Regions from separate parts of the Homo sapiens genome. Here region 2 is linked to region 1. A link is an interaction called in ENCODE POLR2A ChIA-PET data of the cell type or tissue named here. Cell type or tissue: PC-3. All regions are shown on one strand. Region 1 overlaps BNC2 (basonuclin zinc finger protein 2). Region 2 overlaps BNC2 (basonuclin zinc finger protein 2).

What was found. Peaks named below come from ENCODE experiments on the same cell type or tissue, not always from the same donor. Only the 100,000 strongest peaks of a DNase experiment are listed, where the experiment ranks them.
Region 2: POLR2A ChIA-PET joins it to region 1 with 5 read pairs; 6 of 35 experiments call an interaction of 5 or more read pairs at or near these places.

Annotation. Positions count from the first base shown.
Region 1 is chr9:16,606,055-16,611,054 of GRCh38, forward strand. All of the region lies in intron 3 of BNC2 (basonuclin zinc finger protein 2), which reads right to left. Among named protein-coding and RNA genes, the nearest start is that of BNC2-AS1, 120 kb to the right of the region's middle. In PC-3, no CTCF peak of the experiment used is centred here; no DNase peak of the experiment used is centred here.
Region 2 is chr9:16,669,112-16,674,111 of GRCh38, forward strand. The region is part of intron 3 of BNC2 (basonuclin zinc finger protein 2); the gene reads right to left. Among named protein-coding and RNA genes, the nearest start is that of BNC2-AS1, 55 kb to the right of the region's middle. In PC-3, no CTCF peak of the experiment used is centred here; a DNase peak (open chromatin) is centred at 2,640; H3K4me3 peaks cover 2,268 bases; H3K27ac peaks cover 3,292 bases.

The DNA.
Region 1 (5,000 bases):
TTAAACAAGCCATTTAGAGTGCCTGCTGCTAGAACAGAAAATAAGGGCTTACAATTTCAATTATGAGCAACATTTGAGTCCTAAGTAAGAGAAGTAATTATAGTATTTATAAACCAGCTTACATGTATATTTAGAACAATGACTTAATTCAAACATGTATAAAAGACAAAAACTTGAGAGAATAGAAAAAATATTTTTTAAAGGATTAGCTTTAAAAGTTAATAATAAAGAAAAAAGTTCACTCTGTCAGAGACTCTGAGGAATGGATTAGAGGGGAGAAATATATAGGCATTCAATTTTATTTATTAATTTATTTATATGGTTTGGCTCTGTGTCCCCAACCAAATCTCATCTTGTAGCTCCCATAATTCCCACATGTTGTGGGACAGACCCATGGGAGATGGCTGAATCATCAGGGCAGGTCTTTCCCATGCTATTCTCTTGACAGTGAATGGGTCTCACAAGATCTGATAGCTTTTTTTTTTTTGTGGGTAGGGGGACGGAGTTTCACTCTTTCACCCAGGCTGGAGTGAAGTGGCGCAATCTCAGCTCACTGCAACCTCCACCCCACAACGTTCAAGCAATTCTCCAGCCCCAGCCTCAAGCAATTCTCCAGCCTCAGCCTCCCGAGTAGCTGGGATTATAGGCTCCCGCCACCATGCCCAGCTAACTTTTGTATTTTTAGCAGAGACGAGGTTTCGCCACGTTGGCCAGGCTGGTCTCAAACACCTGACTTCAGGTGATCCACTCACCTGGGCCTCCCAACGTGCTGGGATTAGAGGTGTGAGCCACCACGCCTGGCCGGCGATCTGATGGTTTTTAAAAACAGGAATTTATCTGCACAAGCTCCTTTGGCCTGCGGCCATCCACATAATGTGTGACTTGCTTCTAAACGGACTAACACATTTATTGAGGCAGGGTCTCACTCTGTCACCCAGGCTGGAGTGCAGTGGTGTGACCACAGCTCACTGCAGCCTCAACCTCCTGGGCTCGGGCGATCTTCCTGTCTCAGCCTCCCAAGTAGCTGGAACCACAGGAGTGTGCCACCACACTTGGCTGACTTTAAAAAAAAAAAAAATTTATAGAAACAGAGTCTCACCATGTTGCCCAGGCTGATCTCAAACTCCTGTGCTCAGGCAATCATTCTGTCTTGGCCTCCCAAAGTGCGTGAGCCACAGTGCGCTGTGGTATCCAGTTTTAAAAAGGGGATTCGTTTTGATAAAAGTAATGCAAAACCTCAGAGAAAGAAAAAAACAGACAACAAGGAGAGACGGAGAAAATAATTAGGGAATGTAGAAAAAAAGGGGTGGTCTTATGAAGTGGCATTTAAAAGAAACACAGGACCAAGTCCACACTTGTAAACTTGGCTGTAACAATTCAAACTCAGTGGTCCTTTAGGCAGGTGGTTAAACTAAACACGTCTAAAGGAAAGAGTTTTGATAACGGCTACACTTTAGGGTAAGTAAACAATTTTATTATATTCTTACAGAATAAATTTTCAAAGCAAAAAAAGTTTTGGTTTTCCTACTTTACCAATCTTGTTTAAAATAATACACAGAGAAATTAACAACTCTACTTGAACATAGCATAGTGTGCTAATGTATTTGTATATGCTACACGGATGCTTTCATTTTCAGATGAGGTTCATTTTAAGTCTTTTTGAAATCTAAGGTGATGTTTTCCTACCCTGTCTAGGCAGTTAAGACTTCCAGATGGAAGGCCCCTTAATACTGTAGTTCCAACTCTAGTGACCTAACTTATAGATTAACAAAATTGATCTCTTTTTTAAAAACACAAAACAGGCAAAATAAATTTGACTCTCCTGAAACATTAATGTGTGAACACAGTTTTTAAAGAGTAAGACAGGGTTCCCAGGATCCCCAATTTACTCTTATGACCAATATGGAGTTCCAGGTATCCAAAAACCCCCATGGTACAAGCATCAGTCACACTGCCAGAAGGGACCACAAAGCACTGTTTAAATAAAGCCTTCAAGAAATTTGAGACATCAAATTTACGTCAGGGGAGGGCAGGCTCAAAAAGAGTAGAAAGCTTGTGATTAACTAAATCTACCCTTATCCTCTACTTTCCATGAGCAGAAAAAGATTCCTTAGGGGTACTTCCTACTTCCTATTTTTAAGTTATTTATTTTCCCTGAGACCCCAATTCCTCACTTGTAACAACTGAATGGTACTACTTTTCACACAGCAATTTTGTACACATTAGAAATATTTTGCTTAAAAAGCTAAGCACAGTGATAGACACAGAGTAAATGGTAAATAAAAACGTTTCTTCCCCCTCCCTCTGTCTCTGTACAGGGGAGCTTCTTTTTTCTTTCTTCCCCCTTCTTTCTTGTCTATTAAACTCCCTGCTCCTTAAAACTAAAAGAAAAAAAAAGTTTATTATGATTATTAATTCTTAGACAAAATAAGCATTTAAAAATAATCAATTTTTTAAATTTTGTTTTAAAGAGATAGACTCTTGTTGTGTCACTCAGGCTGGACTCAGTGGCAAGATCATAGCTCACTGCAGCCTTGAACTCCTGGGCTCAAGGGATCTTCCTGCCTCAGCCTCCCAAGTACCTGGGACCACAGGTGCACACTGTACATTTCCAAAATATATGGCTCCCAGACATACACTTTACATGTTAAAATATGCCCTAATTACTTAATAGATAAGTTGATGTCATGAAAAGATAACCTGACAGGGAGTCAGTGAGATCTGAAAAATAGAGGTACTGTTTCCAAAGCCCGGCAGAAGCATGCAAACTTGAAATAGGCAAAAGTCAAACTCCACTTCCTCTTCCATTACATGCATAAGTTTCAATATGCTCAACATTTCTTCAAAGCTCTAGGTTTCCATATTTTATAATGTTTTTATTATGTACTTAAGGTTCCTAAACATCATACCTTGCCAACCTAAGTTCAGTCTCCTGTACAGGAAGGGATCTTGGGATTTTTCTGTGTTTCTTTAGCACCTAGAACACAGCCTTGTGAAAGATGCGCAACATGGGCTGTTTGAATGAAAGGGGATACAGCAGGCTTGGCTAACTCTGATCACTGATTGCCTAGAGAAAAGTGCACCCCAGGGGACCTTTCGGAGCCACTTTTCAAAGGCTCAGAGAGCTTTTATAACAAAAGTCTCAGACATGAAATCATTACTACAACAAGTATTTTGTGAATGCCTACTCTGTGCTGGGGATTGTATACATAGTATAAAACCCACAGTATCCTCAAGAAGCTTGAGCTGCAAGGAAAGTAAATAAGCAATTTCCAATAGAGGGGGGGAAACCATAGGGTGTTATGATATGAAGAGAAGGCGCACCAACCTAGTCTTGCTTCATGGAGGTGAACTGAGATAGGAATCTACAGGCCCAAAGGTGAAAGCTTGAGCTGCTCCAGGACAACAAAAATTGGAGCTCAGCTGGAAAACAAGCTAAATATGAGCATATAGAAATAACTGCTAAAACTGTGTCCAGCCTGCTAAGGAGAAGACCGAACTTCATCCTTGTATCTCCTATGCTTCCTTATGTTACAGGTAATAAAGGTATGTAGAAGATGGCTACAAACTATTCAGGTACCTGGACAGCAGAATCCCAGGAGTGTGCTTTATGGAATTTATCTATGGGACATATTTCTATTCTAGTTCTTAATTTAAACTAATCTCAAGAAAGGTCTTCTCTGCTGGACTTCCAGAAAGATCACTGATCTTTTTCTTTTTGACAAAACTGTTGCTCTTCCCCCTTGTCTCCAGTAGGTCTTGAATCCCTTACCTGCCCTTCTTACCTTTCCCTTGGTACCCCCTCCTCTCAGGACTCCTGTCTCTTAGTATCCTCCATTTTGACTGAATTGACAATAGAAGAAACAGGTTTGGCTTTGTTTTGCTCTTATTCTTCTCTGCCATCTTCTGTCTGATAATCACAAGCTCTTAAGAAGGCAAATCACTTATGTCCCTTAATACCAAATCATTTGTATCTCATCCATATTATGGATAAATATACCATTATTTCCACAAATTCTAAAGGAAAGGCCCAGCAACATAATATAGATATCACACAATGCAGTGATGAGGGAAGGGAAAAGGGGTGGCAAAAACTGGGCGCACCATGTAACCACAACCAGAAGGATAACAGTACAAGGCAATGTACCTAATAACGCAACTGAAGGAGGATTGCTGAATCCGAAGCATTTTAAATTATGCTCATAGAGTGGCATTTGGGAGCCCCCTTTGCTCATCTAATGGTTTTCATGCCTGCCAGATGCACCACTATAATTAAATTCAGTAAAACTTGAAAGGAACGGCCAGTGAGTAACATCTTTCCTTAAATACCCCCAGAAGGAATCCGAGGTTCCCAACAATGTATGTATGACAAGAAAGCAGACTACAGATACAAGTTTGAAGGAATGATAAACTGACAAAATATTTAAATTACTATAATTTATCAGGGTTATAAGGGTCTATGAATTGAAACAGAGATAGGTAGTCTCTGATCAGTTGGCCCAACAGAATTTAAACGCAATCAGTGAAGAAAATACAAAGTAGATCTTAAAAAACTCCTATCTGCTTTTAAAATGTCATCTACCCTGTGGTAACTTAACTCTCATTCTCATACATGGTATTTCACCTTTCCTTGCTTCACAGTTGAAGAAACGCAACACTCAGAAGATCATTAGGTACATGGAGTCTTTCCAGGGGTACAACATCATACACACACTTAAAATAATTAGTCATGAGTGCATACCCATTTTCAAGATGACGTGTATATAGCAAATTCTGTTGCTCCCTGGCACTTAAAAGAGTTTTTTAATTTGTCATGATAAAGCAAGGAGAAAGTAGCTGTCACTTAGGCTGCCACTGCTGTCATACTTTTTAATAATACAGCTCCTGTAATTACACTGCGGTTCTTTATATTAACTCAGTGAAAGCTTGCTTGGTTTTAGCATGAAAACAATTTATGAAATTATAGAAACAGACTGAACACAGCAGTTCATTTGTTGAAG
Region 2 (5,000 bases), 63 kb after region 1:
CTCAGAAACCACATTTGACATATTTTGGTTATAATGTAACTATAAGTTGCATAATATTGTACGTATTGATTGGAGCCTGAGAATATAATGGAAAGCAACTGCCATATATTGAAAGTGACCAACCACAAGATAAAAAATTGTTCCTGAAGAGCCCACTAAGGGAGTAATTTTCCTTATAATCTAAAACTCCTTATCCTCTAGATGGAATATTCTATCACACCCCCAGGTTACATTTTGCCCTAAAGGTGCTAAGGTATGTTAACCTCAAATAATCCAACTATCCAACTCCCTCAGATCAAGAGAAAGTTCTAGCAGAGTAAACTAAATTTTTCCTTTATTGAAACAGTACTGGCTATTGTGAATTGGAGCAAAATAGCAAATGAGATGCACATCTCACTAGACAGCAACTTCCAATTGGTTGAGGATCTTATAACAGTTATAAATTCTTAGTAGAATCAGGCCCTCTGTTGTTTCTCTGTCCTGGTCTTTTACCTTTAAAATACAATAACTTATTGAGGGAATTAAAGTATGTGAGATACTATGTTATGCATTGGCAAGGTGTTCCTTCCATCTACCTGCACAAATAGAGAACTACTTCTTCTCTAACTGCTTAAATTATCATTCCTATAAGCAGTACATATTTCTTTAAACAGAAACAACCAGAAAGAAATCAGATACCACGGAAAAAGAAATGAAGATCAGCTCATCCACTTATAAGAAGCAAAAACGTGTTAGAAACTTGAACTGCAGCTTAGAGTGGACGGTAGGAAACTTTGATGTGGTTTCATCTCCTCTGCATGATACATGATAATAGTTAACCTTATAATTTGTGGACCATGACTCCAATAAAAATATGTAACTACAATTTAAAAACATATAATAATTGTGTAATTCAACTGCTTTTGTTAGAAGTTGGTTTCTGAAACAGATTCTTCTATCAAATAAGTACTGAAAGCATGCATAATGTTTCAATCCCACTGGGTACTATTTTTAGTTTTTCCTTACACTCTTCTCTAAATCTTCACTGATCTATCATATGTCATGGTTTAATAGAAGCATTAACTATACCTATTCGGGTTCCTAGGACCATTGGAAAATGCCAGTAAAGATTTGGGTCTACTTTTGAACATCTGAAAGAGCCAAATTACCCTGTGGCAGAATTCTGCTAAATACCTCTATTTAGAATATACATATAGAATATAAACATAAATAAAATATATTAGAGACAAGGTCTCACTCTGTCACCCAGGCTGGAATTCAGGGCGCGATCATAGTTCACTGTTCCCTTGAACTTCTGGGCTCAAGTCATCTTCCCACCTCTGCCTCCCAAAGTGCTGGGATTACAAGCATGAGCCACTGTATCCAGCCAATTTAAGAAGAATATTAAGAGTGGCTGAATAGCTGACAACTTTCTCCCACTCCAAAATCAAGGACATAGGATATAACTGTTTTATGCTTTAGTGTGGATAAAGCAGTAGACTTGTGTTAATAAAAGGGAAATGCGTTACCTATTCTAGATCATTCTGGTCCTAATGGTGAATGACCAATGTTCCAAGAGGTAAGATAAAATTATTGAAGGAAATGCAAACAATCCCTTCAAGTAACAAAGTGATGGTAAAGGTATACGTGAACTCACCTGAGAAGTACACTACAATAAATGCAAGAAAAGAGAAATTCAGAACAGCAAATACTCCAGAGCTCTCTATGCTTTTAGACCAAAACCAAAAACAATGTATGGGTTCCTTGGACTACTTAAAAATCCTCTCTGTCACGTCTCTTATTCTAGCCGCATGAACCAACTTCCCCCACTGATCGCTAATTAGCACCTTCCCCTGAGCTTGCCCCACCTGAGTCATGCTTCCTGACAACCTGAAGACGCACATGCACAAGCCAAAAAGTGTGGGAAGTTCATGCTCAGACGGCCATACGGATCAAGGGAAATGAGAGCCAATGGTTAAATATTTCCTCAGAAGGCCTCAGAGAGAATGAGAACCCATCAGTTGTGGCACTGATCATCTCAGTAATTCATCTTTGTGTTGGTTTTCCCTGGTCCTTCATTTCTACTCTAGGATCCTCCCTAAACAAAATGCCTTCATGCAAGTCACTCTCTCAACTGTTTACATAAGGGCCCACATCACATCGGCTCCTCCTAAAAGACATCCTAAAATGTATGGATAAAATAATATGTGATTGCATCAAAATGAACGAAAAGGTGAAGCAATGAAATAACTCACAGGAAAAAGGAAAGGATAAGTGGTAAAAAGAAAAGAGCTAGGGAAGTGCAGAAAGGCTGGAGAACACATCTAGCCTTTCACATCCAAAAGAACAGGCAGCCCATGGAAAAGCCAAACTCAGGAGACAATCTCTGTACAGTGCCTTTACCCCAACATCAGCCTTTACCTTTACCACGAGGGGTTCTGTTTGACAGAAAATTAGACTATATCCCAGAGTTTCTCATCAGCTCTGGTCCTATGCATCACTTCCAAAATAGAAACTGGACATACAGCTCATACTGTTTACTCAGCTCATTGAAGCCTGCCTCCCATGAGATTTGAGAAGCAGGCTCTGGTTGGCAAGTAAAGGAGAGCAGTTGGCCCACCGTTAGTCACCTCTTTAACCCAGAAGGCATCTTGTTTCACCATATGCCTGAACTCCAGTCAGCAGATCCTGGTTTTAACACTGGTTTGACAAGTACTGTTCTGAAAGGCTTACAGAAAACAGACCCAAACTCCACCAAATATATCTACATAGCTCAACAATGACTGAAAATGCAAGTTGCATAATCTAGAACAGAGCCAAGTGTAACAGTGAAAATATACCTGTACATACATTGTAAGGTTGTCTTATGCCACAGTTTCTCTCATTAAGCAAACTCTGAACAAATCATTCATGGGTGATTGGTCACAAATCTTTTAGTGGTTACTGATTCACAAAACCACAGAAATAATACATACTCTGCTAACAGCAAGGGGTGTTGCTATGGCATCACAGATAATCACAGGTGAAACAGGGAGATCTGGGGCACTCCTATGAAGATGAGACAAAAGATCTTTAAAATAATACATCCAAATATCTGACATGTCAAATTGAAAATGTTTAACATTGGCCGGACGCGGTGGCTCATGCCTGTAATCCCAGCACTTTGGGAGGCCGAGGCGGGCGGATCACGAGGTCAGGAGATCCAGACGGTCCTGGCTAACACGGTGAAACCCCGTCTCTACTAAAAATACAAAAAATTAGCTGGGCATGGTGGCGGGCACCTGTAGCCCCAGCTACTCAGGAGGCTGAGGCAGGAGAATGGCGTGAACCCGGGAGGCAGAGTTTGCAGTGAGCAGAGATCGTGCCACTGCACTCCAGCCTGGGCGACAGAGCAAGATCCATCTCAAAAAAAAAGAAAATGTTTAACATCAACTATAGACCAATCCAGAGCAAAAAATCCTAACTGTTCAGGACAAAATGAAATCATAATTACGATTTTATCGTATCACACTCATAATCACCCTATGCATAATCCTAAAAGAACATTGTTCTAAATCCATTCTCTTTATGAGATTAAGTAGGAACAACAAACTCCAGCCATCAGGCTCCATTCATAAAAGGTTTTACAAGAGAGATTACATGTGACATTTTTTTCCTACAATTTATTAGTTACTTTATTGGACACTGTCGCCAAATTCTGCTAAAGAGTAAGAGAACACCATGGAGTAGTGAAGCAATCTAAGAGCAAGGTAAATAAAATCTACATCTTTAACTTTCCAAAAACAAAGTTCTCATTTGGGGACATAAAGAAACCAACTTCACGGAGTCAAAGGAATAGAGACAAGGAAAGAAAGCAGGGTAAACAACACGAAGCAAAAATCCTGAATCAAATAGTAAATAATGACGCTGACAATTTTCCTACGAGCTGGAATCCCTGTTTAGTTTTGGGGGGGTTTTTTATTTTGTTTTGTCTTAGTGTATCTGTTTTCTGCTCTTTAGGTGACAGGAGTGCATTCTCATATAAAAGATAATGAATGATGCTTGCATGTATTAGACATAGACTTATATGACTATAATTACAAACAAAATTCCTCTGCATATCAAAGGGAGAAAAACCTTTGTTTATTCAAGAAATTCCTAATGGTTTCATTTATAAGTAAAACTTTCTCTTTATTTGAGACCCAGTAGCATAGCACAGTATAGCTGGAAGACAGCAGGTAGCTCTTATAATAAACTTTGCACAGTTTTGAGGAAATAACATCTGAAAGCACTTCATTCTTCTAGGGTGAGTAGATGAATGATTCAAAAAGAATAAACTCCCAGGGAACATTCTGAGATTTAAAAAAAAAAAAAACACACACACACACACACACATACAACTGAGAGGTGGAGGCATTCTTGCTAATTAAAATTTCCAGTTCTTATGGTCTTCTATATACACAAGTCCCAGTCAAGAAAGATCTGCAGGATCAGGCCTGTACCGAGAAAAAGTATACCATCATCACATCACATTAATTGTATTATTACTTCACAAGGCTAACCAGCCAGGTTTATACAGAATAGATTAAATAACAAGATAATCTCATAAACAATGATCATTTCATCAGTGTACCAAATAAGTTTGATTTATATCTTTGACTGTTCTAATTAATTTCTGCATCCACATGCTTTAATTTACACAGCCAGACACCTACACTGCAGTAGGGACAGCCATTTTTTTAATGTGTTGAACTCTGAGACGGGTTCATGTTTAGTCTCCCCAGCGTTGCTGTTTTAGTTCCCCTACACTTAAAAAATGAAGTGACTGTTATAATACCTTGCACTAAAATTGAAGCATGCAGAAAGAAAATATTTTATCAAACTCAATACCTATCTCTCTTGCCAACATTTTACATTTAATTTTAGTTGTTATAGCTTTACTCAAACGTACAACTAGAACTGTTCATTCCAAAGTTCTGAACCTGCCTTTTCGGACTAATATTCCACTCAAAGCCTTTTAGATATATAAGTTCATCTCATTA